2 separate regions of the Homo sapiens genome follow, and region 2 is linked to region 1. Evidence: read pairs that join two places in POLR2A ChIA-PET (ENCODE). Cell type or tissue: Panc1. All regions are shown on one strand. Links, peaks and the distances in the headings refer to the core of each region. The heading gives the core; the rest is flanking DNA. Region 1 holds the start of LOC124904811 (small nucleolar RNA U13). Region 2 overlaps VPS13D (vacuolar protein sorting 13 homolog D).

Region 1 (16,467 bases), core at 5,094-13,093:
CTCCAGGGTCAAGTTCATTATCATGGACTTGCCTCATGCTCAGCAGTCCCAGAAAAAAGCCTAATTGCAACTTGATGGCTTTGTTGGCTTTCTGAGCAATGTGTCCAGTTGCCACAGTGAAGGGAATGGAATAATCTAACTCACCATTCCCAAGTCCTATGCCATCCTGAGAGTGGGGGGTGGAGTCAATTCACCTTGGTGCTTGGACTAAGCATGAGGTGGTGAGTGACAACGTTCCTAATTGAAGGGTAGGGTAAATGGTTGTTGGGTGGACACCAACACTTATTCTACTACAGAAGCTAAATTGAACCCTCAGGCAGGGTACGTGAAAGTGGCAAGAGATGTCAAGACCACTGGGCAAGTTGGCCAGTTGTTCCTTAGGAATGAAAATTCTTTTGAAAGGAATGGCCAGGGTCCTCTGCTGGCCCCACTTGGTCTTCTGGAGGCTCTGATCTTGGTTGGTTAGTGGTCTTTACAGGCCAAGGTCAAGGCCATTGCACAAAAAACCCTGTGCATGCCCTTAACTTGCTTTCAGTTGAATATTTGGGCTGAACTATGAGGCAGAGAGGAATCCCATTGGGTGGCTCCTTGCTGCATTCGCAGTTGACCAGCATGGGGTTTGTTGGAGAAATAGGAACCATCCCCTGAAAACACACACTATGGTAGCCACTCAACTGTTGAAAGGCACTGGAGTCCAATGGGTGAGGCCGCCTCTGAGACAAGCCTCTGAGTTGAGGCTGGGAGAGGCTCCCTCCTTGGAGTGTTGCTTTTTTTGTTTCACCCCTGCCTCTGGAGATGGGTAGAGGAACATGAGCTGACCTTCTGGGAAGTGAGGTTGGTGAGGAGTTGCTGAGGCACTGCAGGGCCATGCCCAGTAGAGAGGAATGTATAACATTTTAAGAGGCTGAGAGCACCCCTTGTTGGGCGCATGCCCATGGCAGCTTCCTTCTGCCGATCATGGGAGAAATCAAGCACTTTCACCTAATGGCTAGATGATTGATTTTGGGATGAAATTCTCCACTCCTCTCCTTTACCACATCACCACTATCCTTCCTGCAATACATCCACGAGACTCACTGAGTGGAAAAGGGATAGGAATGAATGTTCACCCAGGGCCAGCTACATGCTAGGCACTGTACTGGACCATTTAAATTTGCCACCTCTTATGTTCCTCACATTAATCTTACAGAGTAGGTACAGACATACCTATGGATATTGCAGATTCAGTTCCAGACCACAGCAATAAAGCAAGTCACATGAATTTTTTGCTTTCCTTAGTGCATGTAAAAGTTACATTTCCACTATATTATAGTTTATTAAGTGTGCAATAGCATTATGTCTTTAAAAAGCATGTACATACCTTAATTTAAAAATACCTTGTTGCTGAAAAATGCTAACAATCATCTGAGCCTTCAGTGATTGCAGTAGCCTAGGCTACTATTTTCTATGTGGGGTTTGCACATTCTGCCCATGTCTGCGTGGGTTTTCTCTGAGTTCTCCAGCTTCCTCCCACATTCCAAAGATGTGTATGTTACATTCATGGGAATGTCTAAATTGTCGTAATCTTTTTGCTGGTTGATGGTCTTGCCTTGATGTTGATGCTGCAGGTGGTGGTTGCTGAAGGTGGGGGAGGCTGTGGCAATTTCTTAAAATAAAATAAGACAACAGTGGATTTGCCACATCAATGGACTCTTCCTTTCATGAAAGATTTCTCTGTAGCAGATGATGCTGTTCAATAGCATTTTACCCACAGTAGAATTTCTTTCAAAACTGGAGGTGGTCCTCTCAAACCCTATGCTACTTTATCGATGAAGTTTATGTAGTATTCTAAATCTTTTGTTGTCATTTCAACAGTGTTCATAGCATTTTCACCCAGAGTAGATTCCATCTCAAGAAACCACGATTTTTGCTTATCTGTAGGAAGCAAATCCTTATCTGGCCAACTTATTCATGAGATTGAAGCAATTCAGTCATATTTTCAGGCTCCACTCCTAATTCTAGTTCTCTTGTTATTTCCACCACATCTGCAGTTACATCTTCCACTGAAGTCATGAACCCCTCAAAGTCATCCATAAGGGTTGGAATCAACTTCTTCCAAACTGTTAATGATGTTATTTTGACCACCTCCCATAAATCATGAATGTTCCTCATGGCATCTGGAATGGTGAATTCTTTTTAGAAGTTTTCCAGTTTACTTTGCTGAGGTCCATAAGAGGACTCACTGTCTATGACAACTATAGCCTTACAAATTGTATTTCTTAAATAATTGGACTTGAAAGTCAAAATACTCCTTGATCCACAGGCTGCAGAAGGGATGTTGTGTCAGCAGGCATGAACACTACTTTAACCTTGTACATCTTCATCAGAGTTCTTGGGTTATCAAGTGTCTTGTAAATAAGCAGTAATATTTTCAAAGAAATCTTTTATTCTGAGCAGTAGGTCTCAACAGTGGGCTTAAAATATCTAGTAAACCATGCTGTAAATAGATGTGCTGGCACCCAGGCTTCTTTGTTCCATTTATAGAGCACAGGGAGGCTAGATTTAGCATAATTTTTCAGGGCCCATTCTTGGAATGGAAATGAGCATTGGCTTCAACTTAAAGTCACCAGCTGCATTAGCTCCTAACAAGAGAGTCAGCCTGTTCTTTGAAGCTTTGAAGGCAGGCATTGACTTCTTCTCTCTAGCTATGAAAGCCCTAGATGGCATCTTCTTCCCATAGAAGGCTGTTTCATCTACAATGAAAATCTTTTGTTTCATGTAATCACCTTCATCAATCATCTTAGCTGAGTCTCCTGGATACCTTGCTGCAGCTTCCCCATCAGCTCTCCTTCACCTTGCACTTTTATGATTATGTTATGGAGACAACTTCTTTCTTTCAACCTCTTGAACCAAACCCTGGCTAGCTTCCTCACTTCCCCCTCAGCCTTCATGGAATGAAAGAGTTAGGCTCTTCCTCTGGATTAGGCTTTGGTTTACAGGAATGCTGTGGCTGGTTTGATCTCCTATTCAGATCATTACATTTTCCTGCATGTCAGCAATAAGGCTGTTTTTCTTTCTTATCTATCATGTTTCTCTGGAGTAGCACTTTTAATTTCCTTCAAGAACATTTCCTTTGCATTCACAAGTTGGGTAACTGGTGTAAATGATAGAGCTTTTGGCCTGTCTCAGCTTTTGACATGCCTTCCTCACTAAGTTTAATCATTTCTAGCTTTTGATTTCAAGTGAGAAATGTGTGACTCTTCCTTTCACCTGAACATTTACAGTTCCTTGTAGGGTTATTAATTAGCCAAATTTCAATATTGTTGAAATCTCAGGGAATAGGGAGGCCCTAAGGGAGGGAGAGAGATGGGAGGGTGTCAGTCAGTGGAGCAGTCAGAACACACAACATTTATTAAGTTCACTGTCTTATATGGGTGTGGTTCGTGGCACCAAAACAATTACAGTAGTAACACCAAGATTACTGACCACAAGCCAGGCATGGTGGTGCATGCTGTGGCCCCAGCCACTCAGGAGGCTGAGTTGGGAGGATTGCTTGAACCCAGGAATTTGAATACAACCTCTGCAACATAGTGAGACACCTGTCTCTAAAATTTTTTTTTTTTTTAATTTAAGAAAGGAAACAAGGCCAGGGGCAGTGGCTCACTCCTGTAATCCCTCCTAATGCTATCCCTCCCCTTGTCCCCCACTCCCCGACAGGCCCTGGTGTGTGATGTTCCCCTCTCTGTGTCCATGTATTCTCATTGTTCAACTCCCACTTGTGAGTGAGAAATGCGGTGTTTGGTTTTCTGTTCCTGTGTTAGTTTGCTCAGAATGATGGTTTCTAGCTTCATCCATGTCCCTGCAAAGGACATGAACTTATCCTCTTTTATGGCTGCATAGTATTCTATGGTGTATATGTGCCACATTTTCTTTATCCAGTCTATCATTGATGGGCATCTGGGTTGGTTCCAAGTCTTTGCTATTGTAAATAGTGCTGCAATAAACATATGTGTCCATGTGTCTTTATAGTAGAATGATTTATAATCCTTTAGGTATATGCCCAGTAATGGGATTGCTGGGTCAAATGGTATTTCTGGTTCTAGATCCTTGAGGAATCGCCACACTGTCTTCCACAATGGTTGAACTAATTTACACTCCCACCAACAGTGTAAAAGTTTTCCTATTTCTCCATATCCTCTCCAGCATCTGTTGTTACTTGACTTTTTAATAATTGCCATTCTAACTGGCATGAGATGGTATCTCATTGTGGTTTTGATTTGCATTTCTCTAATGACCAGTGATGGTGAGCTTTTTTTCATGTTTGTTGGCCACGTAATGTTTTCTTTTGAGAAGTGTCTGTTCATATCCTTCACCCACTTTTTGATGAGGTTGTTTGTTTTTTTCTTGTAAATTTGTTTAAGTTCCTTGTGGAGTGTGGATATTAGACCTTTGTCAGATGGAGAGATTGCAAATTTTTCTCGCATTCTGTAGGTTGCCTGTTCACTCTGATGATCGTTTCTTTTGCTGAGCAGAAGCTCTTTAGTTTAATTAGATCCCATTTGTCAATTTTGGCTTTCGTTGCAATTGCTTTTGGTATTTTAGTCATGAAGTCTTTGCCCATGCCTGTGTCCTGAATGGTATTGCCTAGGTTTTCTTTTAGGGTTTTTATGGTTTTAGGTCTCATGTTTAAGTCTTTAATTCATCTTGAGTTAATTTTTGTATAAGGTGTAAGGAAGGGGTCCAGTTTCAGTTTTCTGCATATGGCTAGCCAGCTTCCCCAACACCATTGATTAAATAGGGAATCCTTTCCCCGTTGCTTGTGTTTGTCAGGTTTGTCAAAGATCAGATGGTTGTAGACATGTGGTGTTATTGCTGAGGCCTCTGTTCTGTTCCATTGGTCTTCATGTCTGTTTTGGTACCAGTATCATGCTGTTTTGGTTATTGTAGCCTTGTAGTATAGTTTGAAGTCAGATAGCATCATGCCTCCAGCTTTGTTCTTTTTGCTTAGGATTGTCTTGGATATATGGGCTCCTTTTTGGTTCCATATGAAATTTAAAGTAGTTTTTTCTAATTCTGTGAAGGAAGTCAATGGTAGCTTGATGGGAATAGCATTGAATCTATACATTACTTGGGGCTGTATGGCCATTTTCACAATATTGATTCTTCCTATCCATGAGCATGGAATGTTTTCTATTTGTTTGTGCCCTCTCTTATTTCCTTGAGCAGTCCTTTGTAGTTCTCCTTGAAAAAATCCTCAGGTCCCTTGTAAGTTGTGTTCCTAGGTATTTTATTCTCTTTGTAGCGATTGTGAATGGGAGTTCACTCATGATTTGAGTCTCTGTTTGTCTATTGTTGGTGTATAGGAATGACTGGGCTTTTGCACATTGATTTTGTATCCTGAGACTTTGCTGAAGTTGCTTATCAGCTTAAGGAGATTTTGGTCTGAGATGATGGGGTTTTCTAATTATACAATTATGTCATCTGCAAACAGAGATAATTTGACTTCCTCTCTTCCTGTTTGAATGCCATTTATTTCTTTCTCTTGCCTGATTGCCCTGGCCAGAACTTCCAATACTATGCTGAATAGGAGTGGTGAGAGGGGGCATCCTTGTCCTGTGTTGGTTTTTTAAAAGGAATACTTCCAGCTTTTGCCCATTCAGTATGATATTGGCTATGGGTTTGTCATAAGTAGCTCATCATTTTGAGATATGTTCCATCAATATCTAGTTTATTGAGTGTTTTTAGCATGAAGAGGTGTTTAATTTTATTGAAGGCCTTTTCTGCATCTAGTGAGATAATTATGTGGTTTTTGTCTTTGGTTCTGTTTATGTGATGGATTATGTTTATTGATTTGCATATGTTGAACCAGTCTTGCATGCCAGGGATGAAGCTGACTTGATCATGGTGGATAAGCTTTTCGATGTGCTGCTGGATTCGGTTTGCCAGTATTTTATTGAGGATTTTCACATCGATGTTCATCAGGGATATTAGTCTGAACTTTTCTTTTTTTGTTGTGTCTCTGCCAGGTTTTGGTATCAGGATGATGCTGGCCTCATAAAATGAGTTAGGGAGGAGTCCCTCTTTTTGTACTGTTTGGAATAGTTTCAGAAGGAATGGTACCAGCTGTTCTTTGTATCTCTGTTAGAATTTGGCTGTGAATCTGTCTGGTCCTGGGCTTTTTTTTTTTTTTTTGGTTGGTAGGCTATTAATTACTGCCTCAATTTCAGAACTTTTTGTTGTTCTATTCAGGGATTTGACTTCTTCCTGGTTTAGTCTTCGGAGGGTGTATGTGTCCAGAATTTATCCTTTTCTTCTAGATTTTCTAGTTTATTTAAGTAGAGGTGTTTATAGTGTTCTCAGATGGTAGTTTGTATTTCTGTGGAATCAGTGGTAATATCTCCTTTATCATTTTTTATTGTATCTGTTTGATTCTTCTCTCTTTCCTTCTTGATTAGTCTGGCTAGCAGTCTACTTTTTTCATCTTTTCAAAAAATCAGCTCCTGGATTCATTGATTTTTTGAAGGGTTTTTTTATGTCTCTATGTCCTTCAGGTCTACTCTGATCTTAGTTATTTCTTGTCTTCTGCTAGCTTTTGAATTTGTTTGCTCTTGCTTCTCTAGTTCTTTTAATTGTGATGTTACAGTGTTGATTTTAGATCTTTCCCCCTTTCTCCTGTGGGCATTTAGTGCTATAAATTTCCCTCTAAACACTGCTTTCAGCTGTGTCCCAGAGATTCTGGTACATTGAGTCTTTGTTTTCATTGGTTTCAATGAACTTATTTATTTCTGCCTTAATTTCATTATTTACCCAGTAGTCATTCAGGAGCAGATTGTTTAGTTTCCATGTAGTTGTGTGGTTTTGAGTGAATTTCTTAATCTTGAGTTCTAATTTGATTGCACTGTGGTCTGAGAGACTGTTTGTTATGATTTCTGTTCTTTTGCATTTGCTGAGGAGTGTTTTACTTCCAATTATATGGTCAATTTTAGAATAAGTGCTATGTGGTGCTGAGAAGAGTGTATATTCTGTTGATTTGGGGTGGAGAGTTCTGTAGATGTCTATTAGGTCTGCCAGAGCTGAGTTCAAGTCCTGAATATCCTTGTTAATTTTCTGTCTCGTTGATCTGTCTAATATTGACAGTGGGGTGTTAAAGTCTCCCACTATTATTGTGTGGGAGTGAGTTTTCACTCAATAGTATATCTAAGAAATTCAGCCTGAGAAAAATAGATTTGCCTTACTCTTTTTAGCTGCTGAATAGTATTCTGTAGTTTGGCAATATTACACTTTTTAGCCATTCCCTACTGTTGGACACATTTGGTCTGTTTTTCAGTTTCTCAATGTGACAAACAAATTTGTAGTGAGCATTTCTGCACACATCTCCTTCTGCACATGTGATTCTCTGTGATAGATCCAAGAACTGTTAGCAGGGTACAACTTAAATGTTGATAAATACTAACAAAATGCTTGTTTCATTTCCTTTTATCATCAGATCTCAGTTGGGAGGGAAGTAGTCACATTGTAACAACCAATCCCTAAAGCAAAAAGAAAACTGATGGGTTTGATAATTGTAGGATGGGAAGTAGTTGGTACGGTATATCTGTATTTTAAAAGGAAAGTTCCTTGACTCAAACCATTAGTGGGTTTTTGCCTCAAATATCCTTGCCTCCATTTAACAAAGCAAAAGTTGTCAGAGTCAGCAAACTGGTTCCTAGTTATGCAGATTGCCAAAGCTTGTTTGGTTCCCTGACAAGAGCACCGCTGCTCCAACATGGCAGCTGGCTGTCTTGCAAATTGCTGTACAAGGTTAAATCAGATAAGGCAGTGCCTGGGGTTCAGTTTCAAAGCATTTCTAGTCATAGTAAAAACACTCAATGCTCTATCTCCATTACTATGAAATAATTCCCTGGCTGTCATCACTAAAGAACCGAGGAGTTTTAATTTTATGTGGAAGAGATAAATTTTGGACTTGTTGCTGCTGCATTCCCAAGGCCCCTCCAGGAGGTAGAATGATGCAGAACACGTGATCTGGAGCCAATCAGAGACCCAACATTTAACCTCCCAGCCCCTCAGTTTTCTTGCCTTGAAATGGGGATCATCATATCTAATGGGTTGTTCATGCTGACTTAATGAAAGTTGTGATTAGGTATATGCTGCTTGTTAGACTCAATTGTAGGGGGTAGGGAGTGCTGTTGACTGGACTCACAGCAAAGCCCTTGGTGGGGTTAAGAAGTTAGTCTTGTATGCAGGAATTCTCTATTCAAAGAGAATCTAGAATGACTTCCCTTGGGATTCTTCTGCCCCAAATTTTCAAATACACTCTGCTAATGAAGGAAAAGGAATAAATTTTGTTACTAGAGTAAACTTGGTTTAGGCACAAAGAGAAGAAAGAATTGACAATTTTTTTGACCTTTTCTATGTGACAAACATTTTACCGGGTGCTTTTAGGTGACATCTCATTGAATCCTCATCATGTTATGAAGCATATAATATGTCTTCCTAATTCATAGGTCAGGAAACCAAGGTTGACATGGCCAGGAAACTTGTTCAAAGTTTCTTGGTAAGTGGTAGAACTGGAATTGGAAGCCAAGTTGGTCTGAGTTCCAAATCCACCACCCTACAACCATTCGGTTCCCATTGCAATAACCTGAAACTGATTTGCCATCTTTAAGAAGTGTTTCTAGGTCATAGTGGATGAGGAGTGAAGAAGTCAATTCATTATTCACTCCTTGAGTCCCACTTTAGACTTTGCATTTCCGGTAAGCCTTCCTACTCCAGTCAGGTTTATAGTCTTCTCCTTCTGGCTTGCATAGCATACTGTAGTTCCTTTATCATAGTTCTGAGCACATTGCATTGTGATTATACAGTGACTGAAAATGTGAATGGGATTGGATTAAAGTGTTCCATAATCCAATCCATATATTGGATTAAAGTGGTGCCCAATTTCTAATGTTCACAGGTGCTTGGAAAAGCAAATGGCAATCATCTCTGGAGGAAGGAAACATTCTAGGCTTTACATTGTTTTTGCAAAGAATTTTTAAGATACCAGCTACGTGAGAAGAAAAGAGCTAGAAGTAAGAACCCACAGAAACAAGAGTAAAAATAAGAAAAGAAAAGAAAAATCCAAATTCTGTAAAAGAGGTCTGCTTACTATGCTGAAGGAGATAAAAATCTAAATTTGAAATTTGAGGAAGTTGAAACTGGTAATTTAAAAGTTCAGAAGGCAAAACGAAATTTAAAAAATTAAAATGGAAAAAATAACATAGCATTAATACACACACACACACACACACACAAACACACACACGTATATATAGGAAACAAATAGAAATTCCAGAACTGAAGAATACAGTAAACAAAATAAAAATTCAACAGATAGACTTGTCAAAAGAAAAACTTCAGCCAAGTTAAACTTAAAGGAGTTTAATTGAGCAGTGAATGATTCACAAATTGGGCAGCCCTCATAATCATAGCAGATTCAGAGAGACTTCAGAGGTGCCTTGTGGTGAGAACAAATTTATAGACAAAAAACAAAAAACAAAAAACGGGGGGGATGTTTCATACAGAAATTGGAGGTGAGGTACAGAAACAGCTGGATTGGTTACAGGTTGGCTTTTGCCTTATTTGAACACAGTTTGAACACTCAGCAGCCTGTGGATGGCTGAAATATGGCTTCTGGGAATGGCCAAGACCCAGCTGTTGTTACAGGTGCATACTCCTACGTTAGGTTTTCAGTCTTGTCTGCCTATTAAGCTAGGTTATGATTTGTCTACAAGGACTCAAACAGAGAAGTACAGAGTCCTCCTCAGGCCATATTTAGTTCGCTTTAACAGGCTTGATTTCACCTTAGACACACCTGAAGAAAAGTTATGTAAACTGGAATCTAGGTCGGAAGAAACTATAAGAAATCAAGCATGAAGAGACAAAAGGATAGAAAATACAGAAGAGGGGACCAGAAGCATTGAGGATTCAGTGATAAGAAAGAACAAATATGTAATTGTTTTCCTAAAAGGAGAGTGGAAAGAAAGGAGGCAGCAGCCATATTTGAACAGATAATAGCTGAGAATTTCCTAAAATGATTGAAAGACATTTACCCATAAATCCAAGAAGCATATTGCAAGCAGTGTAAAGCAATCCACTCCTACCTAGATATATCAGAATAATGCTGCAGGAAACCAAAGATAAAGAGAAAATCTTAAAAACAAAACAAAACAAAATAATCGCCCAGATACCTTAAAAGAATTAATAAACTGACACTTGTTTTCTCAGAAGCAACAATGACAGTCAGGAAACAGTGGAAAAATTTATTCCACGTGTGAAGAAAAGTAACTGCCAAACTTGAATTCTACCATCACCGAAAATATCCTTCAGAATCAAAGTGAAATAAAGATGTTTTCAGATAAATAGAAACTGAGGAAGTTTGCCACTAGCAGAACTCCTTTAAAGGAAATTCTAAAGGGTTCTTCAGGAAAAAGGGAAATGATCACAGATGGGAGGTCAGAGATGCAGAATGGAATAAAAAATAATGCAAATGGCAAATATGTGGGCAAATCTAAGTAAATGCTAACTATAAAATGATAATAATAATAACTCATGTAATGTAAAATATGTAGGAGAGAGAATTAAAGTACATAATAGCATATAGATCTGGAAGGGACCAAATAGAGTTAAATTGTTCTAAGGTCCTTGAGTTTTCTGGGAGGAGGGTAAAAGTATCAACCAAGATTAGACTTTGCTAAGTCATGAGTGCATGGTAATTTCTTTGGTAAACACTAAAGTAATAGAAAATAGTTTAGTCCACTATGGGAGGCAGAAAAATAATAGTTAAGGGAATTTATATCCTTAAAACAACAATTAAGGGAATTTATAGTCTTAAAAGCATATAGAAGAAAGGAATAAAGGCTGAAAATTAATGAACTAAACATCCATCTCAAAAAACTAGAAAACTGATAGTAAAACAAATCCAAAGAAAATATAAGGAAGATAATGAAAAAAATAAAGTTTTTAAAAGTATTTTTTATTTACTTTTATTTTTTAAATTATTTTTTATATCTTTAAAGGAAAATTTCTAAAATAAAACAATCACACAATAGAGATGATCAACCATGCCATGTTTTGGCTCTTGGAAAAGACGGATAAAATTGGTAATATCTGGTGAGACCAATAAAGTAAAAGAGAAAAGCCATAAATAGTAAATATTAGGCATAAAGGGAACTTTAATACAGGCCCTAGAGATATAAAAAGATAATAAGAAGACATTATGAGCAACATATGTCAAAAATTTTGAAAATTTAGGTGCAACGTATAAATTCCTAGAAAAATACAACTTACCAAAACTGGGAAAGGAAACAGAAAACCTACGTAATTTTGTACCTAATAAAGATAGTGAATCTAAAATAGAAAAGCCTTCCAACAAAAACAAGACCAAACAGAAACCTCTTGGCCCAGATGGCTTGATTTATGTAATATTCAAGGAAGAAGTAACACTCAGCCACACACACACACACAAAACCTGATTTAAAAATGAGCAAAGGCAAAGAACTAAAAATAGAATTACAGTTAGACCTAACAATCGCATTACTAAGTATTTACCCAAAGGAAAATAAACCCTTCTACCAAAAAGACACCTATACCTGTATGTGTATTGCGGCACTATTTACAACAGCAAAGACATGGAATCAACCCTGGTGCCCCTCAATGGTGTGGCTTGGATAAAGGAAATGTGGTACAGGCTGGGTGCAGGGGCACACGCCTGTAATCCCAGCACTTTGGGAGGCCAAGGTGGGCAGATCACTTGAGCCTAGGAGCTCGAGACCAGCCTGGGCAACATGATGAAACCTCGTCTCTACCAAAAATACAAAAATTAGCCAGGTGTGGTGGTATGCACCTGCAGTCCCAGCTACTCAGGAGGCTGAGATAGGGGGATTGCTTGAGCCTGGGAAGTTGAGGCTGCAATGAGCTGTGATCATGTCACTGCACTTCAGCCTAAGTGACAGAGTGAGACCCTGTCTCTGAAAAGACAAGAAAAGAAAATTGGTACATATACATTATGGAATACTACACAGCCAGAAAAAGGAATGAAATCATGTACAATGTGGCAACATAGATGCAGCTGGGGGCCATTATCCTAAGTGAATTAATGCAGAAACAGAAAACCAAAAACCACATGTTCTCACTCATAAGTGGGAGCTCAACACTGGGGACACATGGGCACAAACACGGGAACAGTGGACACCAGGGATTCCAAAAGTGGGGAGGGAGAAGGAGGGCAAGCGTTGAAAACTCCCTATTGGGTACTATGTTCACTACTTGGGTGGCAGGATCATTAGAAGCCCAAGCTCTAGGATCTTGCAATACATGCGTGTAAAAACCTGCACATTCACCCCTTGAACCTAAAATAAAAAATGAAGCAAAACAAAACAATGGGCAAAGGACTTGAATAGACATTTCTCTAAAGTAGATCTATAAATGGCCAATGAGCACATGACAAGATGCTCAATACCATTAGTCATTAGGGGAAATTAAATTCACAATGACATACCACTTCACACCCACGAGGCTGGTTATTGTTTAAAAACTGGAAAATAACAAGTGTTGGTGAGGAGGCAGAGAAATGGGAACCCTCGTGCTCTGCTGGTGGGAATGAGAAATGATGCAGATGCTGTGGAAAACAGATGCTTTTGTGGTTCGTGAACCTGATGATTGGGTGTTCATGTATGTGTGTGAGATGTACCACCCTCGAACCTTGTTATGACGTCAGCACATTACCCATCTGACCTGGAAAAAAAAAAGAGAGAAGAAAGCAGTTTTGTGGTGCCAATTTCATCCTAGGTATAAACCCAAAGAACTGAAGGCAGGGATTCAAACAGCTACTTGTATACTAGTGTTCATACCAGGATTATATTTACAAAAGCCAGAAGGTGAAAACACATCAAATGTCCATCACCAGATGAATGGATAAACAATGTGTTAAATACATACAACGGAAATACCATCCAGCCTAAAGAGGAATGCAGTTCTGATACATGCTACAACATAGATGAATCTTGACAACATTATCTCAATGCAAGAAAACTGACACAGGAGGACAAGTATTATATGATTCCACTTATATGAGATACCTAGACCAGGCAAATTCACAGAGACAAAGGAGAAGAGAGAATACCAGGGGTTTAGGAGAAGGGGAGAATGGGGAGTTACAGCTTAATTGGTACAGAGTTTCTGTTTGGGATGCTGAAAAAGTTCCGGAAGGTGTGGAGCAATGGAAACACCCGTACACTCATGGTGGGAATGTAAATTGATACTACTCTCTGGAAAATAATTGGCATTATCTAGTACAGCTGGAGACACATATGCACTCTCTGATGTAGCAATTCCACTCCTACGTATTTATTCTAGAGCAGTGGGTTTCAAAGTGAGACCCACAGATGCTTGGAGGTCCCAAGTCCCTTTCAAGGGGCCTGGAGGGTCAAAACAATTTTCTTTTTTTTCTTTTACTTTTTTTTTTGAGATGGAGTCTCGCTCTTGTTGCCCAGGCTGGAGGCAATGGTGCGATCTCGGCTCACTGCAACCTCCACCTCCCGGGTTCAAGCAATTCTCTTTCCTCAGCCTCCCGAGTAGCTGGGATTACAGGTGCCCGCCACAATGCCTGGCTAATTTTTTGTATTTTTAGTAGAGATGGGCTTTCACTATGTTGGCCAGGCTGGTCTTGAACTCCTGACCTCGTGATCCGCTCGCCTCGGCCTCCCAAAGTGTTGGGATTACAGGTGTGAGCCACCGTGCCCAGCCGACAATTTTCATAATAATACTAACTTGTTATTTGCCCTTTTCTACAGTGCTTTTTTTTTTTTTTTTTTTTTTTGAGACAGAATTTCGCTCTTGTCACCCAGGCTGGAGTACAATGGCACGATCTTGGCTCACTGCAACCTTTACCTCCTGGTTCAAGTGATTCTCCTGCCTCAGCCTCCCAAGTAGCTGAGGAGGCGTGCACCACCACCCTCTGGCTAATTTTTGTATTATGAGTAGATACAGGGTTTCACCATGTTGGCCAGGCTGTTCTCGAACTCCTGACCTCAGGTGATCCACCTGCCTCGGCCTCCCAAAGTGCTGGAATTACAGGTGCGAGCCACTGCGCCTGGTCCACAGTGCTTACTTTGATGGTGCAAAAGCATTTGTGGGTAAAATTGCTGGCACCTGTGAACGAATCAAGGCCGTGCCATTAATTATATTAGTATCCTTTATTCTTCACTGCCACACACTCACAGTTTAAACAAAAAAATTAAGTTCACTTAAGAATGTCCTTTGATGAAGAAGTAACAGTTATTTGATCAAATCTTGACCCTGAGCAAATGCCTTTTTAGCACTCTGTGTGATGAAATGGGAAAGAGATACAAATAAGGCACTGACGTTGCACATCCAAGGGTGAGGGCTGTCTTGAGAAAGAGCATTTGTGTGGATTATTGAGTTGTGACCTGAATTAATTAGCCAGGCTTTTTTTTTTTTTAAATGAAACACCATTTTTACTTGACAGACCATGATTATTCACAGACAAACCATGATTATTTAAATTTGAATTTTTTTTTTTTTTTTTTTTTTTTTTGAGACGGAGTCTCACTCTGTTGCCTAGGCTGGAGCTGTGGTGCGATCTCGGCTCACAGCAAACTTCGCCTCCCAGGTTTGAGCAATTCTCCTGTCTCAGCCTCCCGATGAAATGTTCTCTTGATGTTTCCTTGAAAATGAATGAGGTAAGTCTGTCGCTTCAAGGAAAACAACTGAGATTAATTGTTGCCAATAACAAAATTTTGAGCTTTCAAACTAGAACTAGAATTTTGGAAAGCTTGCGTCCACCGCTGTGAGCTTAACAACTTCCTAATAGTTCAATGCTTTTCTGACCATATCAGTAATGATGTTAGCAAATGTGATTTTTTCTTTTTTGAGACAGGGTCTCACTTTGTTGCCCAGGCTAGAGTGCAGTGGTGCAATCGCTGCTTACTGTAGCCTTGACCTCCTGGGCTCAGGCCATCCTCCTACCTCACTCTCCCAGTAGCTGGGACTACAACTGTGCATCACCACGCCTGGCTAATTTTTGTATTTGTTTGTAAAGATGGAGTTTTGTCATGTTGCCCAGGCTGATCTTGAACTCCTGGGCTCAAGTGATCTGCTCGCCTCAGCCTCCCAAAGTGCTGGTATTACAAGGTGTGAGCCACTGTAACCAGCAGCAAGTGTGCTTTTTAAAAATATTGTATAGTTTGGAAGAGCTACACAGCTTAGTAAAGCAATATTTTCCAGATGACCACCAAAATCACCAATGGGCAAAAAATTTATTCAAATTTTTTGTTTTGGAAAATGGATTTAATCTTTATTAAAAAATTAATTATGTTAACATGAAATGAGTTTTTTTTTGTTATTTGGAAATTAATAAATATATTTTAAATTTCTGTTTTAATTTCTTTCTTTCTTTTTTTGAGACAGGGTCTTTCTCTGTCACCCAGGCTGGAGTGCAGTGGCATGATCGTAGCTCCCTGTAGCCTCAAACTCCTGGGCTCAAGGGATCCTCCCATCTCAGCCTCCTTAGTAGCTGGGACTACAGGCGTGCATTACCACGCCTGGCTATTTTTTGTGTATATATTTTTTTAAGAAATGGAGCTTCACCACGTTGCCCAGGCTGGTCTTGAGCTCCTGGGGCTCAAGTAATTCTCCTGCCTTGGCCTCCCGAAATGCTGGGTTTACACACATGAGCCACTGTGCCCAGACTGTTTTAATTTCTAATATGGTAAACATTGATGAATATAACCAGTAACATGTTGACAAACTCATTTTCTGGGAAAAAAAACCCAGCAGCCTGATATGTAGCCTTTGCCAATTCTGTGGTGTAAATATTCCCACTGCGACTGATGTCAAGCTACCAATGTGACTTCATAGAGCATGGGATTGGGAAGAGATCGAAACTGGCTCTCATGAGCAGGTGCTACCTGGCTCCAGCACCACTAATATAATCCACATTTAAAAAGCCCTCTGAGTCCTCAATAATTTTTATGAGATTAAGAGGTCCCAAGGCCAAAATGCTTAAGACCCACTGCCCTAGAGAAATGGCTATATTTGAGCACCAGGATATACGTATCATGTGATCTGAGAGACCAAAATAGACGCCCCTGTATCAACTAAGACCCTAAGGCTAAGGAAACAAAAGCTACCTACAGGTTGAGGGTTCAGAGCTTGGCTGGCCTGATAATTTTTTTTTTTGAGACAAAGTCTTGTTCTGTCACCCAGGCTGGAGTGCAGTGGCAAGATGATGGCTCACTGCAATCTCTACCTCTTGGGCTTAAGGAATCCTCCCACATCAGCCTCCCGTGTAGCTGGTACCACAGTCATACACCACCACACCTGGCTAATTTTTGTGTATTTTGTAGAGACAGGGTTTCATCATGTGGTCCAGGCTTGTCTCGAACACCTGGGCTCAAGCAATCTACCTGCCTTGGCCTCCCAAAGTGCTGA
Region 2 (16,467 bases), core at 5,610-13,609, 320 kb before region 1:
GATGCTACAAGATAGTCATCTTGCTGCGCAGAAACAGCTAGAGATATGAGCAGATAAGAAGTAAGTCTAGGGTCCTAACGTAGATGCCCGCAGGAGCTGCGCTGGCGATGCAGCGAGTGGAGCTGCACACCGGGGTGGTGTCGTGTCTGCCCAACCAGGAGTGCCTGCTCCATCTGAAGGGGCCGCCACAACCCGCTCCAGCCGCTTGCTGTCATGGAGGAATGTGAACCTGGTGTTGCCAGATCTTCAGATTTTTAAAGAGAAACCGGAAATCTGGATTTTTATGTGGAATCTCCTGGTTTTTAAACATTGGCAACCAATTCAAGTTTTTTGGTTTTTTTAAACCTTGTGGGCCTAACAAAACACATGTGTGGGCCTCATGTGGCCGTGTCTGCCAACTCACAGCTTCTAAAATTGACACACAGGTAATGAGACAGTAGTCTGGTCAACATCAGATCACATTTGGGTAAGGGTAGGGCAAGGGTGACAGCATTGGGGTGGCAAACTGGGGCCAAGCCACAGGGAGTGCTGGTGGGGACCTGGAGCAGGAATGGCTCTTGCAGCCATCTCTGGAAGAGTGCAGCGTGCCCTTCACTCACTGCCCTGTCTGCTTCATTCGCTTTAATTTCATGTTTCCCAGGAGATTAAAGATACTTATAGTTAGCATGGGAGTGAGGGGAAAACCATGGGAAAACCACTATCTTGTTAATATCCACAAGTATCCACTTGACTTGTGTGACCTTTGGAATGGGTTTGTTTGATAAAGTATATATTCACCCAGAGCACTTGGCACTTGCCCAGCAAACCAATGTGAAGCATTTCCTGAGGGTTGAGGACTTCTTGTTTTTAAAATCATCTTACTAAGAAACACAGACACCTCACTATTCCCTTCAAATTGCTCCCAGCAGAAAACTCCCCAGACTGAGAAAAGCAGTCTGATTTTCTGCAGTTGAAGTAGCTCCAGCCCCCCCCAGTTACATGATGGTTGTGTGTGCGCTCGGCATACAATCAACGAAATCATTTCAGTTGAATGTTTCATCTGGCACTGAATTGAAGGAACATTTTCAGGGCATTTTTCAAATCATTGTGAAACAATTACATGGAGCAGCCATGTGATGAGGTGTGTAGGGGGCACGCCGAGTGTAGTAAGTTAATGTTTCCAGCAGGGTGCGGGGAATTGGGACTAAAGAGTTAAATTCTCAGCTTGTGGGAGTCACATTTTACTGTGTCTTGAGTCTCCTAGTGGAGTCTGGGACTCATAAAATAATGTCATTTATTCAAAGAGTTTTCTAACAGAGTAATATGCCTTTATTAGTAGCTCTTAGAAGGGTACTATGCTCTTTTAGATGAATATATAATGGCTAAAAGTGTGTGCTTAGAAAATGGAGTCCTGTCCCTGAACAGGAGTCACGAGAGCCTGACTAAAAGGTAAACCACGTCTTTGGTATTGAAGGAATAATTATCTTGATTCTTCTGACTCCAGGCCAGAAGTGAGACTGTCAGAAATCTCAGAGGGAAGTCTCTTCAGGTTTACACTGAGGGTACATTGTTGCCAGATATAGTGTCTGTTCAAAAGGACTGAAAGCAGTTTCACATCTGCTATCTCAATTGGATTCCTTACTCTGCGGTGGAAGAATGGGGAGATAATAGTCCCATTTCACAAATGCAGAGACCAAAGCACAGCATTCCTGCCTGACTCCCCATTCTCTCCATTCTCTCAAGTTTGCGTGTTAGAAAGTGGCCGAGTGATACTGAAAATGCCAGGTAGTTTATACGTGTTTTTGGCTTTTTTTAAAGATCAAAAGAGGCCAGGAGCCTTTAAACGGTTTCATGAGGTGGCCTACAGCAGTCCTTTTTCCATTTAGAGCATTGGGGTATTACAAAAGAAGGGCTTTAATTGAGCAATCTAGTTTGGAAGAAAACCCACATTTTAATGGTCAGAGTGAGAGGGTGGGGGTTAGGGGGAGTTTCGAACAAAGACACTATTTAAAAAGCCTAAAACTGTCTTCTCAAAGGCTTGAAATAATTTGTTGGGAAACTTCAGACCCTTTACTTTTTTCCTCCCCTCCCTAAATAAAAACCAGATTTGTTAAAAGGAAAAAAGATCCAGTATTGTTAATTGTATTTCAGAAAGTGCCAGAGAGGGAAATATCCCTGTAGTTTTAAACATTGTCCCAAGAGGGAAATAGGCAAATACCCTGCTTCACATAAACAGTCTCTATGTACCATAAATAAACCTTTAAAGAATGAATTCCAGACAGTTTTGTTTAGTGCAGGATAAACTAAGAAAGGAAAGGACATGGCCGAGGGAATAGCTTGGGATCTGAGACCTTATGGTATATAGACAGGTATTTCTTCTTTCAACTCTATGAAGTTTCTGGAAGACTTCAGCAGTTTTCGCGTGGGGAGGTAGAAATAGACAGTTTCCTATTTTTATTAGGAGCTTATGAACACAAGATTGCCTTCTCCAAAATCCATTTTATAACAGGAAACTGTCTGCTGCTTGAGTAAATAAGCATCAACTTTGTATACTACTGTATTTGATTAGTCATTTAGTTACTACAAGAATAAGCCCTGTTTGGCTCGTTCCCTCATCTCGACTTTGACTGTCCAGATTAACCTGAAGGTGGCAGAATAATTCATACCACTGGGCTGTATCTCAGCTTTTTCAAATGTGGAGTCCCAAAAGCAGTAAATGACTAGGTAAGGATAACTTTTACTTAAGGGCCAGAATATTTCCTCGATTCAGACCAAGCACCTTAGTCATTCGGAAAGGTAATAGTGTCTATGATGAAGGTTTTGACATTTCAGTAGAGGTTTCAAAGTCTTTGCTACTTTGTGTGGTTCTTCTTTAATATTTGGTTGCAAGGACAAAGTTGGGGTATAAAAGCTTTTTACCTTAAGCCTTTGTTTTGATCTCATTTTCTCTTCTCTGAGAATAAAGTAACGCTCAAAGTAGTATTGGCAAAACAGAGTGCTGAACTGATTGTCAGTACCCTGTTTTCCCAGCGTGTTTATTTTATGACTCTAAGCAAAGCAGTTGAGCTTACTGAACGTTCACTCAGTTTCTCCGACAGTGAAATGAGGAAAATAAGGCCTGCTCACGTACTTTATCATCACTCACCATGAGGTGGGGTGAGGCATGGGTGAATGAATAGCAGAACATTTTTCAGGAGAAATAATACCCTCCATTCTGGCTTTCATGCTTTCTACCTAATAGGTAGTTGCTATTGTGAAAATGCACATATTCAAGTCTAAAATCAAGTAGCTAGCCATATGACTTTAGGCCATCCACTTAACATTTCTTGTTTTATTTATACCAAAGAGAGAGAGAGAGAGAGGGAGAGTTAGGCTGAATTAACTTGATGTTGGACTTTTTTGCGGGGTGGGGAAGACAGGGTCTCACTCTGTCAGGCTGAAGTGCAGTGGCATGATCACAGCTTACTGCAGCCTCAACCTCCTGGGCTCAGATGATCCTCTCACCTCAGCATCCCAGGTAGCTGGGATTATAGGTGCGTGCCACCATGCCTGGCTAATTTTTGTATTTTTTTGTAGAGACAGAGTTTTACCATGTTGCCCAGGCTGGTCTCAAACTCCTGGGCTCAAGTTATCTGCCCACCTCAGCCTCCCAAAGTGCTGGGATTACAGGCATGAGCCGCTGGGCCCAGCTCAACTTGAGGTTGCTATTAATCTCTAAAATATTCTGAAATTACTTAGCAGGAGGTTATCAGTGACTTCCCAAGGCACCAAGTCCAGTGACCTTTCTCTCTAGCCTTATCTTTGTAGCATCCTCTGCCATTTTGACATTGCTGACTTCCCTGTTCTTGACATCTGTCCTTTCTGGTTCTCCTCTTGCTCTGTTGCTTCTCTGCCTATTTCTGTTTTCGTTTATTCTACTTCTTCTTTTCCTGATCTGTATGTTAAAGGTCCAGATTTTTCTCTGTGAACTGTCTGGTTATGTCACTTGTCTATTTTTCTGTCAGGCCTTTTATCTCTTCTAATTTTAGAAGCTCTTTCTAAAAGTTATGTCTTTGATGAAAGTTGCAAGTATTTTTTCTTCAGCTTTTTGTCTTTTTACTTTGCTTTTGGCGTGTGTGTGTGTGTGTTTGTGTTTAATTATACAAGAGCTGTTTATTTTTATGTTGTCAAATTTATTAGTCTTTTGCTGTTTTGAATCTAATTTTTTTTTGAAAACTACATGTTCAGAGAAATTCTCTAGTAACAAACTGTAGAAATGATCCCTGAAAGCATAGTCTTGAATCTGAATTTTGAGTCACAAAAAAGTTTTCCCTTCTCTATGGTTTTAAAAAATTTCACCCTTTCTTCCATTATATGATTGAATTTCAATTAAATGTATTCTTGTTCCAAAATAATTTAAGGCAGTCTCAGAAGACACATGCAAAAAGATTATAAGTAAGAAAACAGAATAGAAATGTCATTAAGTTGCACATGAAATTTTAATATATAATAAAGAGACTTTAATTCAGTGGGGAGTATATAGACTTTTCAATAGTGCTATTAGACTAAATCACAATAGAAAAAATATAAAATTAGATTTATTCTTGACACTTTATGTAAGGATAAATTCCAAGTGAATCAGAGATTTACTGGTAATATTAGCATGAAAAAGTGTTTTTATATTCGGTAAGGAAGAGTATTTGGCATGCCTTGTAAACACCTTGAAATATCAATCATTTTAAATAAAGATATAATCAGAAAATAGACCCATATCCAGAGATTGTTAACCAGCTTATAGCAGACCCAGGCTAGTTGAGAACTTCAAGAAAAGACAGATCGTGGGGGCGGGGTTGGGGAGTGTCCATGTGAAGCCATTGGAAAGCTACCAAAACAGCCAGGACTGGAGAGTTCAAGATTTATGAGAGGAGAGAAACTCAGTAAGGTGAGCCCAACATTTATTTTGCTTTTATTCTTGAGACTTTTTCTGATTTGTAAGCAGTGTGGGGAGAAAGGTGAAGAAGCCAAGCAGAAAGCAGCTGCCAACAGGCAGAGAATGCAAGTAAAGCTTTTGGCAGTCTCATGGGGCTAGCAAAGCAAAACTTAGACTTCATTGCTACTAAGAGAGCTGGTAATTGAAGGGCTAATATCTTACAGAGAAGGGACAGGCAGAAAACAAACCCCAATAATCTGAGGTACTTTCTTTCTTGAGATATTTGATGATTTCTAAGTGACACAGTCTGAGAGAAATCAAGCAAAAAGTGGCAGCTAAGAGGCTGAAGAACTTAAACAGTCTTCTAAGCAGTTTTGTGGTACTAGGGAGATTAAAAGTGGAGGAATGGCATTGGTTTTCGTTGAGACTGCTAAAGGACTACACCAGGCCTCATAAGGACTAAAACACACCAGAACTTAGATAAAGACTGAAACACAGCCTTGAGAAAACCCAAACCCTGGTTGATTTAGGCATTATGCTTCTTACTCTAACTGCCTACCAGAAGCTAAAAACTCATCCAAAGTCTCTGTAAGTTTTCATACAAAATGTTGCATTCAGTCACAAATTACCAGGCCAAGATGAGATGAGACCAAGAGAAAAAACAAACACTAGAAACAGAACCATAGATAAACTGGATGTTGGTATTTTTAGACAGAGAATTTAAAATACTATGAAGGTATCTAAGAAGTTTACCAGAAAACTATAATTTTTTTAAAAAAATTATCAAATAATAAGGGAAAATTATAGACCAGCACTTTTTCATGAATATAGAAGAAAGAAATCTGAACAAAATATTAGTAAATCAAAAACAGAAATATGTAAGAAGGCTAATATAACCAAATTGGATTTTTTCCTGGAATGCACATTCAGTTTCACATTTGCAGATAAATTTGGTATTTTACCACATCAACACGATAAAATAGAATATGATTATTTAAAAATGCATAAAAGCTGTTTGACAAACTTTAACATCCATCTACAGTAAAAATTCAGCAAGCTAAAAATAGAAGATAACTGCTTTCATCTGTTTAGGTCTATCTGGTAAAAAGCTACAACAAACATCATACTAATTGGTGAGATAGTAAAAGCTTTTTCTTGAGATAAAGGAAAGATACCCATTATCACCACTTCTTTCACCGTTACACGGGAGTTCAGCCAGTAAAATAAGTCAAGGATGATCTTTTTGAAAAAGAAGTAAAAGGCATAGGAGCTGGAAAGGAAAATAAAAAGTTCGTTATTTGTAGAAAACACGATCGTTTACTAGAAAATCTAAAAGTATTTTCAGATTAGTTATTAGAATAAGTAAATTTAGTAAGGTCACTAGAGACAGTATAGAAAACAGTTATATTTCTACATGTCAGCAATAATAACAGAGAAAAGAAAAATTTGGAGGCTATTAAGAAAACAGGTCTGGGTGTGGTGGCTTACACCTGTAATCCCAGCACTTTGGGAGGCCTAGGTGGGAGGATCACTTGAGCCCAGGAGTTCAGGGCCAGCCTGGGCATCATAGGGAGACCCTGTCTCTACAAAAATGGAAGGAAGGAAGGAAGGAGGGAGGGATAGAGAGAAGGGGGAGGAGGAGAGAGAGATGAGAGGGAAGAGGAGGGAGGGAGGGAGGGAGAGAAAGAAAACATTAACTACTGTATCATTATCTATTATTGTGTAACAAATGACGCCAAATTGCAGTGGTTTAAAACAACCACCATCTTATTTGTTTACAATTCTGTGGGTTAATAATTTGGACTAGACCTAGCTGGGTGTTTCTTCTGCTGGTCTCACCAGTGGTTGTTCATATGGCTGCACTCACCTGGCAGTTAAACGCGATTAAATGGTATGAGATGACCTCAGTCTCATGTCCAGCGGATTGGTGCTGGCTGTCAGCAGAACCCCTTTCCACATGGTCTCCCATCTTCAAGGAAGCTACTCCCAGCTTCTTCACGTGGTGGAAGCATCAAAACAGGCAGTGCAGAAGCTCCAAGCTCTCTTGAGGCTCAGGCTCAAAGGTCACACATTATTATATCTCTCGCATCCTATTGGCTGAAGCAAATCACAAGGCTAGTGAAGATTCAGGTGGAGGGAACATAGACTTCACCACTTGACAGAAGATGCAAAGAATATGTGGTCATTTTAAATCTACCACAGTATCTAAGAATAAACCCAACCAAAGACGTATAAGACCTCTACACAGAAAACAATTAAACATTATTGTGAAAAATTAAAGACCCACATAGATGAAGGGACATACCATGTCGATAAGTTGGAAGATTCGGTAAAGTTGTCGTTGCTCCTCAAATTGATCTGTAGATTCAGTACAGTCCTGATGAAAATTCCAGCAGTTTTTTTGGAAGCAAATTGACAAGCTGATTCTAAAATTTCTCTGCAGTTGAAAAGCGCAAAGAGCAGCTAAGGTAACCCTGGAGAAAAAGTACAAAGTTGGGGAGAGCTTACACTATTCGATTTCAGAAATTATTACAAGACTACAGTAATTAAGACAGTGTGGCATTAGTAGAAAGCAGAGCAAAGTGAAACAGAAGAGAGAATCCAGAAATGGATGTATAATACCATCACGTGACTTTTGACAGCATTTATGCCATACTGCGGTAGTGGAACGGATGACCTTTTCAGTAAATATTACTTAGTTCAATATTTATCAGAAAAAAATGAATCTTGGCCACTCCCTCCTACCGTACATAAAAATAAATTCTAGGTGGAGCATAAATAAAATCTAGGTGTGAAGAGTAAAACAATAAAACTTGTATAAGTAAACGTGGGAATATCTTTATGACCTTGGTGTAGACAAAAATTTCTTAACCAGGACACAGAAAGCTCTTACCATATAAGAAAATATTGATAAGGCAGATTTCCTTAAAATTAAGACTGTCTGATCATTAAAAGACACCATTTAAAGAGTAGTAAGATAAGTCACAGAATGGAAGAAGATATTTGCAACACATCTGTTCAACAGAGGACTTGGTATACAGAATATATAAGAACTCCTACAAAGCAGTAAGAAATAAAAAACATGAACTCACTACAAAAATGAGCAAAATACTTCAATAAGCACTTCACAAAAAGATATCCAAATGGCTTATGCATTTAAAAGTTGCTTAATCTCACTTCTCAACTGAAAAGAGACTACGCTGAGGTACCATTACACACCCATCAGTTTATCTGTCAAAACTATGCTGAGATACCATTACACACTGTTCAGATTTTCTGGGTGTTTTTTTGTTTGTTTGTTTGTTTTTGTTTTTGGTCGTTGTTTGTTTTAAGTGACAGGGTCAGCCACGGTAATCCCAGCACTTTGGGAGGCTGAGATGGGTGGATCACTTGAGGCCAGGAGTTGAGCAACAAAGTGAGACCCTGTCTCTCCAAAATAAAAAAAAAAAAAATCAGCTGGGCGTGGTGGTATGTACCTGTAGGGGGAGGCTGAGGCAGGAGGATCACTTGAGCCCAGGAGGTCCAGGCTGCAGTGAGCCAAGATCCCGCCACTGTACTCCAGCCTGGGCAACAGAGACTTTGTTTTCTGTTTTTGAGAAAGAAAGAGTGAGGCAGGGTCTTACTCTGTCACCCAGGCTAAGTACAGTGGCATGATCTCAGCTTAGTGTGGCCTTGACCTTCAAAGTCCAAGTGATCCTCCTCCTCCAGCCTCCTGAATGGCTGAGACTACAGGCGCACGCCACCATGCCCAGTTAATTTTTAAACTTTTTGTAGAGACAAGGTCTTACTTCTTCACCCAGGCTGGTCTTGAACTTCTGGCCTCAAGCGATCCTCCCACCTCAGCTTCCCAAAGTGCTGGGATTACAGGCATGAGCCACCACTCCTAGCCAGAATATCTTTTTTTTTTTTTTTAAACGATCTATACCAAGTGTTGATGAGGGTGTAGAATAGCAAGGGATCTTGTAGACTGCTGAATGGAGCATAAACTGGTTTGACCACTTTGGAAAACTGTTTGGCAGAATATATTAAGATTGTGCATGTACATTCTTTATGACCCAGTTCCACTCCCAGGTATATGTCCAAGAAAAATGCATAAATGTGCCCCAAAAGACATAGCTAGGCAGGGAGCAGTGGTTCACAGCTGTAATCGCAGCACTTTGGGATGCCAAGGCAGGCGGATTGCTTGAGCCCAGGTGTTTGAGACCAGCCTGGGCAACATGGTGAAAACCCTTCTCTACAAAAAATACAAAAATTAGCTGGGCATGGTAGTTTGCACATGTAGCCTCACCTGCTAAGGAGGCTGAGGTGGGAGGATCGCGTGAGCCCAGGAGGTCAAGGCCGCAGTGAGCTGTGATTGTGCCACTGCATTCCAGCCAGGACAACAGAGTGAGAACCTGTTATCTAGTCTGCCATAGACATGTCTAATGTTGTTTATAGCAGCATTATTCATAATATCAAAAAGCCTGAAACAACCCAACTTTTGAACTTTTCATCAACAATGGTGGTTAAATACATTGTTTTATTCTTGCAATGGAGTATTTATATGGCAATGGACGTTAACAAACTACAGCTATATGCAACAATCTAGGAAACCCCCATATGTAATGTTGTCTATGAGAAGCCACCTACAACGAAGTGCATACTGATGATTCCATTTATATGCAGTTTAAAGCAGAAGAACTTACCTGTAGTGATAGATGTCATCACTGTGGTTGTCTTTGGGGAGGAAGGAGGAGGGAGTGGGAGCATGCTCATGGTGAGTGGGCTGCTTCCAAGATGGGGATAACAGTCTGCTTTCTGATCTGGTGGTGGTTACATTATTGTGTTCACTTTGGGAAAAATCATTTGGGTTTTGAACTATACATTTGATTAGTATACTTTTCTGTGTGTGTGGTTTACATCAGTCAAAAAGTAAAACATGACAAACAGATACAAAACAGACTAAAAGGAATTATGACACAAACTGATAGTGTTTATTTCTGTGTGATACATGTGACTTGGGTGATATATGTCTGTCTATATATGTATTTTTCCCTAGTATTTTACTTTTATAGTTATAGGGAAAATCCTTATTTATAAACATCAAAACCTGACCCTCATTCGAAAGTTAACATGACTTGTAGCTTTAATGGAATCTAGAATTATAGTATCACAGAAGGCCATCATATGACTTAAGTATGTCATTTCCTTTCTTCCCTAATTAGGCCCTAAAAAGCACCTTGGGGTTTCCTTTGATACGGTTTGAAGACGCTGTGATTAATCTAGATCCATTCACTCGGGTACATCCCTATGAGACCAAGGAGTTCATCATCAATGATATCCTCAAACATTTCCAGGAGGTGAGGCTTGGAGAAGTAATCATTGGCTGGAGCATAAGCAGAATGTTTGTTTTAGTTGTTTGGGAATTTTGGTTACTAAGGCATTACTATTGAGAACCCAGTTAAACATTTCAACTCTGTTGTGTTACGGGTCAGGTCACTTCCCAAGAAGCCCGTATGTGTCATGAAAATCCTGAGATAGTACATTTGACCTATGAGCTGTTAGTTTCATCCCTCAGAGCTAGTCTGAGGGGTTCCTGCTAGATTAATCATGACTCTTAATGGTTTAGTTGATGCTTTAATAATAACAAAATAATGTTTTTATTTACCAGGCATGGGCCTTCTTTCAGCAACTACACCCATGTTCTTAGAGTCTGTGGGATCCTGCATTTGGGTTGAACTTGAAATTTTTTAAATCACCTTGGACATTTTCCATTTTGTATTTATTATCCAGACTGCAAAGATCAAAAAGTAAAGGCAAGGCATAATCTTCAATGAATAGATAGGTCAAGATCGTATCAAATTTAATAGCTTTCAAAGTTAAAATATATTTTATTCTCACTTCCTTTTCTCCATTCCCCGTTTCCTTTTTTGACTATCCTAATTGGTGATATTTCCACCTAACTAAGGAAAGTGATACAGCAGATATCACTGGAACCTGGGATCAGGCAATTGGAAGTACAGAAAGAGTGGAGGGGCCAGTCATGGTGGCTCACACCTGTAATCCGAGTACTTGGTGGGAGGCCAAGGCAGGAGGATCACTTGAGCTCAGGAGTTCAAGACCAGCCTAGGCAACATATTGAGACCCCATCTCTACAAAATATAGAAAAAAAAGATTAGCTGGTTGTAGAGGTCTTGCCTGTAGTCCCAGCTACGGGAGGCTGAGGTAGGAGGACTGCTTGAGCCCAGGAGGTCAAGGCTGCAGTGAGCCACGGTGATGCCACCTCACCTCAGCCTGTGTGACTGAGACCCTGCTTCAGAGAAAGAAACAGTGGAGGTTTGCTTGATAAGTCTCTCCATGCCTTCTTCAGGCCCCCCACCCACACCACAGCTTATGAGAGGAACTGTAAATCTACCTCTCTTCCTCACTTTCCTTTTGTAATTCTCCCTGCTGGTGATTACTTCTCTATTTGTAGGCATGATGAAAAGGAGAGTATGATGTATATAGTAGCAAATACTCATAAGAATGCTTCCTGTTTCATAGCTATTTTTATTCTTCTAACTGGCTTGGAAGAGTATGTGTATTGGGATATGTGTATTGGGAGAAGCTTAGGTGGTGCTCCTGAAAGGACAGGAGATTATTTTGCAGTTGATGAAGATTAAAAGCTTTTAATCTCGTTACTTGTAGTAATGAGAATGGAGAACAAAATAGATTTCTAAGCTCTTCGCTTGGGACACTGGTATCTGCAAATATAAGTAGATGCTGATTGGACTTTTCTCTTCCTGTTCCATTTGGCAGGAACTCCTCAGCCAGGCAGCTCGAATCCTGGGATCAGTGGATTTTCTTGGCAATCCTATGGGGCTTTTGAATGATGTTTCTGAAGGGGTTACTGGACTGATAAAATATGGAAATGTCGGGGGCCTCATCAGAAATGTTACACACGGAGTATCAAACTCTGCTGCCAAGGTAAGGAAATAGAGGTGAAATTCCATTATAATTAACCTCACGAGTCCTCTACAGTACTACAATTTCTTTTATAGTTAATGGGCTGTGAAAAGTTATATTCATGGCTTTTGCTTCATTGCCCACATGCCTTGCCTTTTCCTCACCTCCAGTCACCTGCCACCAGGTGCACTGAGTCCACCTCTGAAATACCTCTTCCTCCTTCCTCTCCGTTGCCACTGCCTTAGTCCAGGCATTGCGTATGTCTTACCTGGGTCACTGCAATAGCCCCCAGCACCCTGGACCTTTCACGATGACCCCTACACCTTTCACTGTGCCACCAGAATGAACTCACTGGATTGTGCCATTCTCCTGCCTGAGATCTACCAGTTATTGCCCACAGTTTACAGGGAAAGTCCAAGCTGAAGTACAGCCTTCTATAATGACAACAACCTTTTAAGCCACCTGAAACCAGCAGCAGATGGACAGTGATGTCATTCTCCAGTATCTTGCAGCTAGTTGACTGGTTTGTTCACTGACATCTTAATTCGTGGACATTTTCTTAGTTCACTCTGTATTTTCTGGCAGGAATTGATTATATGCGAAGCTGGAAAAGGTGAAGCGAGTTGAAGGTAGTTGCTATTTGACATACAGCCCTCCAAAGAGCTCTGCTTTTTTTCTCTTCCTTTCATCTCAACACACTTTTCTTGTAGAGACTGGCTTTTTCATGAATGAACTCATTTGGAGGAAACACCTGTACTCTCTGCTTATTTACTGTGGAGAGAGCATTTTTGTAGTGAGATCACAGGTGTACTTGCGCCACAGGGTGATATGACATAAAAGTAGCTTTACCAAAGAGATCTTTGTGGCACCGCGTAGAAATGTATCTTGAAGAGGAGGTAAGAGAGTCGAGTTGAATAGCATTTCTCTGTGGTATGGTGTTCTCGTTAATAATGTGTGAAAGCTGAGAATTTATTCTTTTTTCCCCAAACTATTTTCTAGGGATGATAGATTGGTCAGATCAGTTCTGTAGGATTATTGAACCAGACTAAAGTGTACTGTTTGGCTTGTGGTTCAAAATAAGCAACAGTCTTTTCTTTTTCTTTTTTCTTTTCTTTTTCGCGACAGAGTCTTGGTCTGTCGCCCAGACTGGAGTGCAATGGTGTGATCTCTGCTCACTACAACCTCTGCCTCCCGAGTTCAAGCAACTCTCCTGCCTCAGCCTCCCAAGTAGCTGGGATTACAGGTGCCCGGCACCACACCCCATTGATTTTTTGTATTTTTTAGTAGAGACGGAGTTTTGCCATTTGGCCAGGCTGGTCTCGAACTCCTGACCTCAAGTGATCCACCAACCTCGGCCTTCCAAAGTGCTGGGATTACAGGTGTGAGCCACTGTACCCAGACAGCAACAGTCTTTTAGAGAGACTTTCCCACTCATGGTTTGAAAGTGGTGAGACTCAGGTTCAAAGTCTGAACTAGCGTGTACTTTTCTGCCTTGAATCCTTTCTCACACTCCCATGTTCCCTTACCCCTCACGCATCATAAAACCTCATAGTGGTAACACAGATCCCTCACTCTTCTTGCTTTAGCTCTTGGACTTGATATAAATGAATGAACTTAAATATTTAGTTGTAAATGCCCAGTTAACATATTTTATTAAATTTTATTAACTTTATTGAATTCTAATTGACATAAGAAAGTCTTCTTGGTTTTATAATTTCTTTGTTTTTGTACCCTGGGCTTTACCATAATTTTAAAAATGAAGATGCTTATGATTTAACAATAGGACTTCCTCACTGTGGAATAGAAATGCACCTACTTTACAGGTTTATTGTGAGAACAAAATAAGGTATGACGTTACAAAAATTTTGAAAAATACAGAGTGAAGAAGATAAATAGGTCATTACTTTGACTGTAGTATTTGCATGGAGACTTGAGCCACCAGGAAGCCATTAGTGCTCTTGAAATGAAAACCAATCTATTATGAACTACAGAGAAGGAGGGTCTGGGACACTGAGAGTAGGAGAGTCAAACCCCATCAGGGCCAGTTTGACTCTTAGGAACCTCCATAGTTCACTGGGTTAAGAATGAAGAAGCTGTTCAAGTGCCTGTGACATCTCAACAGGAGAGACCTCCTAGGAGTTTCTCCAGGGTCTCCTGGCAACATCCTAGTGAAAGGATTGGCCCTTTATTCTCCTTGGTTTGTGGAAGTCTCGTTTGTTTCCTGGTTTTTCTGTTTTCCCTGAAAAACTGTTTTTGAAGCTTGAGGGTCAGCATGAGATTATAACTTAGGCAGAAAGAAAGGGCAGTGTCCTCCCTACCCCCACCCTCATCCTGGATCTATATGAAGGCCTGGGGGCAGTGATAATACATTTGATTTGGTATCATGCTTTGTATGTTGCCAGATTTATATAAGGGTATTGCTTTCCAGGGAACGAGTCCTCTGGTATGGGAACTTCCCTTCCCATGGGGTTGGGTTCCTTCATATAGTTGTCTTGCCTTTAATAAGCTACTAGTATTGGAGCCACAGGCTGCAGCTGAGGGGATTGCTATGTAATTTACAGGCATAGATTGTGTATTAGTCCATTCTTGCTTTGCTCTAAAGAAATACCTGAGACTGGGTAATTTATAAGAAAAGAGGTTTAATTGACTCATGGTTGTGCAGGCTGTACAGGAGGCATGATGCCAGCATCTGCTTCTGGCGAAGTCTTAGGAAGCTTCCAATCATGGTGGAAGGTGAAGCAGGTGTCTCACATGGCAGGAGTGGGAGCAAGGGAAAGAAGGGGGAGGTGCTACATACTTTTAAACAGCCAGATCTCATGAGAACTTGCTCAATATCATGAACACCAAGGGGATGGTACTAATCCATTCATAAGAAATCCACCCTTGTAATCCACATACCTCCCACCAGGTCCCAGCTCCAACATTGGGGATTATAATTCAACATGAGATTTGAGGGACAAACACCATACTATATCACATTGCTTAACATCAGGGATACATTTTGAGAATCATTTTACTAGGTGATTTCATTGCTGTGCGAACATCATAGAGTATACTTACACAAACCTAGATGGAATACAGCCTATTCCACACCTCGGCTATCGGCTCCTAGGCCGCAAAACTGTACAGCATGTTAAAGATATCTAAACCTAGAAAAGGTAGAGTAAAAGTATGGTATTATAATCTTATGGGTGGATTGTCGTATATGCAGCCCGTAGTTGACCAAATTGTTATTTGGCACATGACTGTATTTTGATACCAGCAATCTTAGGTGTTTATAGAGATGTAAAAACTAGTTATATCTCTAAGATGAGAAAGCAAATAAACACAAAATGACCACTTCTTATAGGAAATGGTAGATCTAAATGGGTCTATCAGTTGAATACCCATTCAGGTCATCTGTGATTCTGCACGTATGTGGTTGGACTAAAGATGTGCATTTTCTTGTAGTTTTGTGGGTTGAAATCAACGTTTAAAGTTGTTTTAGGGGAATGTTTTATTTGTTTCTCTGTGTAGACCAGAGGAGTTTGAGGAAGTACAAATGACCACAAGAATCAACTGTTGGCCTGTGTCAATTATTGCTTTAAAGAGTGCCTGAGTTCCAGTGATTAAAAAAGGGTCAGAGGGGACAGAACTGCACCTCATTGAGCCCCTGCCAGTGCACTGCACTTTACTGCAAAGACCAGAGGGCTTTAGCCTGGTTGAATGGGCTTTGAGTGTAGTGGAGAAGTTCATAAACCTCTTAAATTAATTGTAAATATTGTATAAATGTGCATTTTTCTGGGATGAGGGTCCAATGTTTCTTTTGTATCCTCAGGGAGAGATTCTTGCCTCCAAAGATTGTAAGCCATTATTATAGACATACGTTTGTACATTGAGGGGAGCTTGGGGCTGGTAGTCAGGATTGCCAGCACTTTAATTGTATTTCTACCTTTAAATAATCTTTTCCTCTGTTAAGAGATTTGTTTTTAACATTTATGAAAAGATGATGGTAACTCCCCCTGTCACACTGGCCTGAGGAGCAAAAGAGATGAAGTATATGAAACCCAGTGAGGAGTTAAAAGGAATTCATTCTGTCACATAAGAAGATAATAGACCTGTAGGGTTTAGTCATCTGTGGATAGATGCACAAATTTTAAATTTCAGGTCTATAGTGTATCCACTTGTGGAATTTCTCATTTCTTTTTTCTCCCCCCAGAGCGTTCCTGCAAAAGAAACGTCTCATTTCATCTCTGTTGTTTAATTTATTTAATACTGGCTTCAAGGAAATATAAGTAGGAAATAACCTATGCCCTTTTATCTCAGTTATTTCTCTTTGCCTTTCTTTCTCATCTCCCAACGCTAGAAATCAGCATATGGATTCAAATGTAAGATTTAAGTCTTAGCCACCAAATTGTGAGCATCTAACCCATGACTCCCCTGCCTGGGTCTTGGCAAGATGACTCTAGCCCTTAGCGGAACTTCAAAGATCTGATCCCATTCCTGAGGTCATGGCAAGGCAATCGCTTCTGGAAGGTCTTCTCTGAATGTGATTTATTTAAGAAAATGACAGCATTTCATATTCCAAACCCATGTCAGAGGAGAAAGTTTCTTTCTGCAGCATGAGTTGCAAAAAGTATACTTTCTTCTAGTTGTGTGTCATGTGAAGAATATCT

Evidence for each region. Peaks named below come from ENCODE experiments on the same cell type or tissue, not always from the same donor. Only the 100,000 strongest peaks of a DNase experiment are listed, where the experiment ranks them.
Region 2: POLR2A ChIA-PET joins it to region 1 with 5 read pairs; 2 of 35 experiments call an interaction of 5 or more read pairs at or near these places.

The regions. Positions count from the first base shown.
Region 1 is chr1:12,727,089-12,743,555 of GRCh38, forward strand. LOC124904811 (small nucleolar RNA U13) reads left to right here and starts at 12,648; the gene lies at 12,648-12,751. AADACL3 (arylacetamide deacetylase like 3) reads left to right here. Exons shown (of 4, transcript NM_001103170.3): 4 at 1-1,672. In Panc1, for the core only: no CTCF peak of the experiment used is centred there; no DNase peak of the experiment used is centred there; H3K27me3 peaks cover 1,276 bases.
Region 2 is chr1:12,404,995-12,421,461 of GRCh38, forward strand. VPS13D (vacuolar protein sorting 13 homolog D) reads left to right here. Exons shown (of 70, transcript NM_015378.4): 64 at 10,093-10,227; 65 at 11,666-11,833. It also overlaps the pseudogene LOC124904680. Among named protein-coding and RNA genes, the nearest start is that of SNORA59A, 94 kb to the right of the region's middle. RefSeq lists a silencer at 562-856. In Panc1, for the core only: no CTCF peak of the experiment used is centred there; no DNase peak of the experiment used is centred there; H3K27ac peaks cover 195 bases.